Regions from separate parts of the Homo sapiens genome. Here region 1 is linked to region 2. A link is an interaction called in ENCODE POLR2A ChIA-PET data of the cell type or tissue named here. Cell type or tissue: GM12878. All regions are shown on one strand.

Evidence for each region. Peaks named below come from ENCODE experiments on the same cell type or tissue, not always from the same donor. Only the 100,000 strongest peaks of a DNase experiment are listed, where the experiment ranks them.
Region 1: POLR2A ChIA-PET joins it to region 2 with 6 read pairs; 3 of 35 experiments call an interaction of 5 or more read pairs at or near these places.

What each region holds. Positions count from the first base shown.
Region 1 is chr1:173,409,225-173,413,224 of GRCh38, forward strand. All of the region lies in intron 2 of LOC100506023 (a long non-coding RNA gene), which reads right to left. It also overlaps a transcript of TNFSF4 not described here. Among named protein-coding and RNA genes, the nearest start is that of PRDX6-AS1, 50 kb to the right of the region's middle. RefSeq lists an enhancer at 1,475-2,024. In GM12878, no CTCF peak of the experiment used is centred here; a DNase peak (open chromatin) is centred at 1,787; H3K4me3 peaks cover 1,335 bases; H3K27ac peaks cover 3,627 bases.
Region 2 is chr1:173,353,957-173,357,956 of GRCh38, forward strand. All of the region lies in intron 2 of LOC100506023 (a long non-coding RNA gene), which reads right to left. It also overlaps a transcript of TNFSF4 not described here. Among named protein-coding and RNA genes, the nearest start is that of PRDX6-AS1, 110 kb to the right of the region's middle. RefSeq lists enhancers at 1,135-1,184, 1,435-1,604 and a silencer at 2,640-2,699. In GM12878, no CTCF peak of the experiment used is centred here; DNase peaks (open chromatin) are centred at 1,585 and 2,725; H3K4me3 peaks cover 1,566 bases; H3K27ac peaks cover 2,408 bases.

The DNA.
Region 1 (4,000 bases), 55 kb after region 2:
AAGACTGAGGAACTCCCCTACTCTGAGAGGGTCAAAGAGGCACAACAACCAAATGCAGTGCTTGATCCTGAACTTCTGCGATAATCACATTTATTGGGACAGCTGGGGAAACTGGAATGGTGTCTGCAGATTCAATGTTAGTAATGTATTAATGTTATTAATACTTTTATAACTTAGATAGTTGTATTATTTTTATATAGAAGAATGTCCTTGGGTCCAGGAATGATACATTCAAATATTAAAGTGATACGGCATCATGCAATAATTTCCTCTCCAACAGTTCAGAAAAAAAAGTCATTATACTATTCTTGCCAGTTTTCTTTAGGATTGAAATTATTTCAAAATAAGAAGAAAAAATTAAATTGAAAGTCATCAAACTTTTTAAGGTAAAGCCCAAGACTACAGAATTTATAACTGAACTATTGTGTATTCCCTGAAGGACATTTGCTTTTAGTGATTTTTTCTTAAAAATCAAGTATTCTTTTCTGGCATAAAAATATGACTCCCACATGCAAATCTAATCTACAGTGTGAGAAGTGCAGGCAGTGGTTACGCTGGCAGGAGGATGAAGGGGAAGTGGTGGCTGGCAGTAAGCCCTGAGGAGCTCCCGCAGCTCTCCATGCTTCCTGATCTAGGCTCTGAGTGCACGGGTGTAAGTCCTTTATGTACATGTACACCCTCCTGCTGCATTCAAGGTTTGTACTCTTTTCTGTATACATATTATACTTCAATAAAACATAAACTTAAATTTTTTAAAAAACCAGGTGCAGTGGCTCACACCTACAATCCCAGCAATTTGGAAGGCCAGGGTGGATGGATCACTTGAGCCCAGGAGTTTGAGACCAGCCTGGGCAACATAGTGAGACCTCATCTCTACAAAAAATCAAAAAATGAGGCGGGAGGATCACCTGAGCCTTGGAGGTTGAGGCTACAGTGAGCCGTGATTGCACCACTGCACTCCAGCCTGGGTGACAGAGTGTGACACTGCCTCAATTTAAAAATAAAAAATAAAAAAAGACACAGGCCTTGATCTTAAGAAGTCCACAATCCAGCATAAACAGAAGATGATGACAGCTGTCACAGTTGCATGTCTGACACCCACAAACCAACAGTGAATCACCAGACTAACCTACAAAGAAGCTCTAAATTTGCGGTTCAACAAGAATTCAAGGAATAAGGTTACTGGGGCCCAGGAAAGTAAATAGATACATATATACATTCACTCACTCACTGGTTCTCCGTATACTCACTCATCAACTCCCCATTTCTTCTTCTCAAATAAAAGTTGTAAATGGGTGTCAAGATTCTATTTTGGTACCACCTTATTACTACCTTCCTCTCACAATGGGAGGGAACATTCAAAAGACATTTAAAGGGACTTGGTCATAGGAAGCCCCCAGTGGTACCTTAATAGTTGTGAGCATGTCTAAGTGAGCCCACGTGGTGGAGATGTGATGTCAGAGATGGGAAATGAGGGAGTCAGAAGTGGTCTCACCATGTCACTGGCCTCCAGGTTATCATCCAATGTCCATCATTTCCTACCTGCTGCTAGTGAGAAGACCTTGGTGCTCCTTGGACTGAACTTTGGCCTAGGACTTGCCTGAAGCTCTGTGTACAGCTTTAAACCCCAACTTTCCAGCACTGACCACCATGACAGGACGGAACCCAGTGTCCTGGGGTAAAACCCAAGGGGTAGCAGCTGCACTGGGGAGACATGTACCCAGTCTGGACTAGTCCTTAATGTGTGGTTTTCACCTTCATGAAGGCCTCTCATGCTTCTTTCTTTGACAGGAAGGACTTGGGGGAAGTCCCTCTGATTTCCCCCTGCTGACACTGGTCCGCTTTGGCCGCTTGACGTGTGTGGGCTTCCTGAAGTCTCTGTTGCTGCGGACCAGGGCATATCACTTTGCCCATGGTCAAAGGAAGAAAGGAAAATTTCCACCCACCTGAGATAGGCTGCTTCTATCTTCAGCCTGAGGCAGAGCAGTCATCACTCATCACCAGCACCCCTCAGGTCTTTCTTTGCTGGACTAGTGTCAGGGGCAGGGGCAGGGGCGGGGACAGTTCAATCCAGGAGACCTGGGTTCCAGCTGTAGTTCTGGTTTAGCTGTGCTTCTTCCCTAGCTCTGTGATGACAAGCAAATTATTTTTCATGTCTTCACCTTGGCTTCCTAATCTGGACTATAAGAAGGTATTTTAAAATAATCTCTAAAATCCTCTAGAATATAAATTCCATGAGGATGTCATCTTGCAGCAGAAGAGCTCAATAAAATATTTGATCAAGAAATAGTTAGGCTGAGTGCAGTGGCTCACTCCTGTATTCTCAGAACTTTGGGAGGCTGAGGTGGGCAGATCACTTGAGGCCAGGAGTCTGAGACCAGCCTGGCCAACATGGCAAAACTCCATCTCTACTAAAAATACAAAAAAATTAGCTGGACATGGTGACACACACCTGTAATCCCAGCTACTCAGGAGGCTGAAGCATGAGAATCACTTGAACCCAGGAGGCAGAGGTTGCAGTGAGCCAAGATCACACCACTGCACTCCAGCCTGGCCAAAGAGTGAGACTCTCTCAAAAAATAAAAATAAAAAAATTTTAAAAAGGAAATAGTTGGCCGGGTGCAGTGGCTCATGCCTGTAATCCCAGCACTTTGGGAGGACGAGGCGGGCAGACCACGAGGTCAGGAGTTCGAGACTAGCCTGGCCAATACGGTGAAACCCCGTCTCTACTAAAGATACAAAGAATTAGCTGGGTATGGTGGTGGGCGCTTGTAATCCCAGCTACTCAGGAGGCTAAGGCAGAATTGCTTGAACCTGGGAGGCGGAGGTTGCAGTGAGCTGAGATTGCGCCATTGCACTCCAGCCTGGCAACAGAGCAAGATTCCATCTCAAGAAAAAAAAAAAAAAAAAGGAAATAGTTAAAGGAATCTCTTCTGAGGTCAACTGCCCCATGTCTCATCCACTTGGCCTGCCTCTGATTTCAGCCACAACTATAGTAAATAGACAGTGCCTGCAAAGCTCAGACTCACCCTGTGACAGTGCCCCATCTCAAGGCCAGCCCTACAAGTCTATCTGCTTTCTGTCTTCGTTTCTGGCTCAGCCTCACTGCCTCACAATCTCAAATGCAACAAAAACATTTTACTTCTTCGTCCTTCAAAGTCATTAACTTGCGCATGATCTCAGAGTGTGCAAAGATTTTCTAAACAGAACAAATTAAAAGCATTAAAAGATTTTCTAAATAGAACAAATTAAAAGCATTAACCATAGGAAAGACTAGCGATTTGAACTAATATTCCTAAAAAGACATCGTTAGGAGAGTCAAAACGCAACTATGAGCTAAGAAAATATATTTGCAATATATGTATTTAGCAAAGGACTCATATCCAAAATAAAGAACTGCTGCAAGTCAGTAACAGAAAGATCAACAGCCAGCCACCAAAGATTACATATTATTCCATTCATATAGAATTTAAAAATGGGTAAAATTTCCATTAATGGTAACAGAAGTCGGAATAGTGATTATCTTTGAGTGGAGTATTACAGAGAAGGACTACAAGGGGAGGTGCTGGGCTGATGGAAATGATCAGTATCTCAATCTCAGTAATGATTCCACAGATGTATACAACGGATTTTATGTAAAATTCATCAAGTTGTATACTTTGTACACTTTGCAACAGATAAGTTTGAGTTCAATAAAAAAGGGGGTGGGAATCGAGGCTGTTTAGGTCACATACTCACTCCTGCATCCAAGGGAATAGTGTGTTGATTGGCTTGGGACGGGGTCCTATGGCCCATCCTGAGGGCTGAGGATGGAGCCCACCCAGACCAAAAATGGACAGAGGAGGGAATCTCCAAGGGGGATTGAAAAGTATTTGCAGAAGATGAGGAAAAAGATGTTCTAAGGGAGACAACTAATTTCTAATGGTCAGGACAGAGGTGGGCCTTACCTTTAGCAAGTGGAGCTGGAAAATATAGGAGAGAGAGAAAGACAGAGACACAG
Region 2 (4,000 bases):
TAGAAGAAGACAAGAAGTAACCAAAATCAGGGCTGAATTGAAGGAGGTCGAGACACACACACACAAAAAAAAAAATTCAAAAGGTCAACAAATCTAGGAGGTGGTTTTTTAAAAAAATTAATAAAATAAGACCACTAGCTAGACTAATAAAGTAGAAAAGAGAGAAGATTCAAATAAGCACAATCAGAAATAATAAGGGGAATATTACCACTGACCCCACCGAAATTCAAAAACCATCAGATAATATTATAAATATCTCTGTGCACATAAACTAGAAAATCTGGAAGAAAAAGATAAATTCCTGGACATATAGACCTTCCCAAAACTGAACCAGGAAGACATTGAATCTCTGAACAGACCAATAATGAGTTCTGAAATTGAGGCAGTAATAAATAGCCTACCAACCCAAAAAAGCCTGGGACAAGATGGATTCACAGCTGAATTCTACTAGATGTACAAAGAAGAGCTGGTACCATTCCTACTGAAACTATTTCAAAAAATTGAAAAGGAGGGACTCCTCCCTAATTATTTTATGAGGCCAGCATCATCCTAATACCAAAACCTGGCAGAGATACAACAAAAAAAGGAAATCTCAGGCCAATATCCTGTTTTATGGGTATCTTTTTAGTTTTCCCAAAAGGCTGATAAATTTCAACATTTTGAATACATCATTGTTAATTCTGAGTTGGCAGAGGTAAACTAACCAACTACCATTATGTTTTAGTACTAAGGGATATATACCTTTCAATAAAGTTACTGAAATGCAAAAAATAAAAAATAAAAAACTTTGGAAAAATAGAAATTAAAATTTTTTTAAAAAGGTTACCCTCCCTACAAAATTACGTTTGAAGACCATATCTATCTTTTATTCTGAGAACATTATGCAGTTCCTGGCTCACAAATGATGCTCGATAAATACTGATTCACTGTATTAGCTTCCTATTGCTGCTATAATAAATTACCACAAACAATGCCTTCGATCAGCACAAGTTTATTATCTTAATGGTTTTGAAGGTCAGAAGTCCCACACAGGTCTCACTGGGCTAAAACCTATGCGTAGTTGGGAGCTGTATTCCTGCTGGAGGCTCTGGGAGATAATCTGTTCCCAGTCTTTTCCAGCTTCTAGCAGCCACCCACATCCCTTGGCTCATGCTCTCCCACCAGCAATGGCATTATTCTTACCTCTGCTTTTGTCATCACATAACTCTTTCTGACTCAGACTCTCCTGCCTTCCTCTTTCCCTCATAAGGATCCTTGTGATGATATTGGGCCGACCTGGATGGATAATCTAGAATAATCTCCCCATCCGAAGGACTCTAATTTAATCACATCTGCAAAGTCCCTTTTGCTATATAAGGTAACAAAATCACAGGTTTGGAGGATTTGCATGTGGACATCTTTGCGGGGTCGGGGAGCATTATCTTGTCCACCATACTGGCTGACTCATCATTATCTCACTTCTCACAGAGAGAAGACGTACAACAATAACACTTGTGAACCTCTGTTCCCGTCTAAGGAAGCATCTCAGTTCTTTGCAAAAGCCTGGCTAGAAGGGAGTTTCTCATTGTCTAGTGAGTGCTGACTCTGGAGGGCTGTCTCCAAAAGAATTTAACAGGGCCTCCACCCATTTCCCTCTCAGCTCCATGTACATTGTACCACTCAAACCTCCCACAGGTGAGAAAGTGAAAGTATGAAAAGTGCAGAACGCCCCCTCTTTGACCTACAACAAGTTAGAAGAAGCCAGAAATAAAACCTCTCATTTTATACCCCAGTGAACACATACTTGTTGAATCCCTTCCATTATGCATGCTGGGGTACAGATGAGGTCCCACTGCCATGCAGTTATATTCCAGAGCAGGAGACCTGCTACAGGGAAGCCACAGTTCCCATACTCAAATGCCTTGCTGGGCTATGCAAAGAACTCACATGTGTGAAGTAGTCAAGGGTGAGAATACAGGGAGTGGTGATTATGTTGAGCAGGAGAGTTTCTGCTTGTCTAAAGACATTCAATTCAAAATTGATCTATGACCACTATGCTGGCCAAGGAAAACAAGCCTGCAACTTAGATCAGCACCCCCAACTCATCATCTACAGGGTTGCCATTCCCAAGGTAAACAGATTGATAAAATAATTTCAGATATTGACACATTTTGTGAGAAAAATAAGGCAGGCTTATGTGAGGGCAATCACTTAATGTGGGGGAGGGATGCTCTGGCTTTTCAGGGAAGGCAACCTATTCCAGGACACCAGACATCTTTGTCTCTACCAAGAATTTCCAGTGAGGAACTCAGATCTCAGAAGAGGCATCTTCTCTGTCCTGTGGTTATAAAATGAAGTAACTCAAAATTCCATTTTGATGAGAAGGGGTATTAGAATAAGAAGAAAAATTGTCTCTTCTTTGGAAAATCTTATAAACCACAAATGGAGTTGAAAGCATCAGGTTACAGCAAACCTAGGTAGAATCTGATAAGAGACAGTTATCTTAATAGAAAAGTGCTCTTTCATTTTTCGTAATGCATTCCAGAAACCACGTATCACAAGACAGTGTGATCATTTGACTATTCTGGTTTTTTGGTCTAGTACCTGACTTTGATTCTTGTGCTCAACTTAAGTCCCCCTGAGTATTCTTTGCATTATACTCCTTCCAGTAGAAGTGAGTTCACATCCTGTCCATAGCTTCTTTCACAATCCAAGCTATATGTCTTTAATGTTAATGTTTCAAACTCACTCTCAGAGAGATGTTTCACATGCCTGGTCATGCCTGGTTGCCAATTGCCTTTGAGAGAGTTCTTTCTAGCTCATGAGTCTAGCAATCAATAGTATAATTTGTTGCTGTGTTCTCTGTATATTAGGAAGAGGCAAGCTCTATGTAGAAATCAATGTGTGGGGGGAAAAAATGACATGGGCTTTAAAATGTAAGTGTAGGTACAGGTGTAAGTATAAGTACCTGCATTGCCATGGGTGTGGTGGCAGAGCAGTGTTTCTGTATAAGCAACTCTTATTTATACCTGATTGATGATAAGATAGCTGGGGACCCATTTGGCCTATTATTTCTCTTTTTGTTCCTAACTGCTCCCTTCAGAGGAGAAGCAAAGATATATAAGATACTGATTAGCCAAGTTAATAGGTTAGAGAAAACTTGGGGAAGAAAATATATAGAAAAGAAAGGAAGTCAATTGACTTTGGGCATTCGATGATCCATGATAAGGTTAGTTGAGTTGTAGGAGCCTATGTTGTTTTAATAGCTTAAGATGTAGGCCTCAGAGATGATCATTTTTGGGGACAGAAAGTAGATTTCATCTCAGTATTATCTCATGCCATCTGGTAGTGCCTATTTGGAAGATTAGGCTGGGACACAAGATCACAAGAGAAAGAGCCTTGAACAAGTAGTAATCTCTGCCATGGGTGCGGGAGGGAAGGTTGACAGTATGCCCAGCAAGAATTTGCCTTCCTTGGCCTAGACCAATAGCCTCATTTCACAAACTAGAAAGTGAGAACCAGGAGAATTTAAATGATTTGTCCAAGGCCTCACAGCTCTGAAGCAGTTCTGGGAGTTCCTGTTGTGCTAACTCCATACCAGCCTTTTTTTTTTGAGATGGAGTTTTGCTCTTGTTGCCCAGGCTGGAGCGCAATGGTGCAATGTCGGCTCACTGCAACCTCCACTTCCTGGGTTCAAGCGATTCTCCTGCCTCAGCCTCCCGAGTAGCTGGGATTACAGGCATGCACCACCACACCTAGCTAATTTTTGTATTTTTAGTAGAGAAGGGGGGTTTCTCCATGTTGGGTCAGGCTGGTCTCAAACTCCCGACCTCAGGTGATCTGCCCGCCTCAGCCTCCCAAAGTACTGGGATTACAGGCGGGAGCCACTGCACCTGGCCTCTTCCATCACACCACTCTGCTTAGCACCTGTCCCACATAAATAAGAATAACACACACTATAGTATAGATAAGGTGAGGCTACAACATGACCATGGTAGACTGAAAAAGGGTCTCCAAAAGA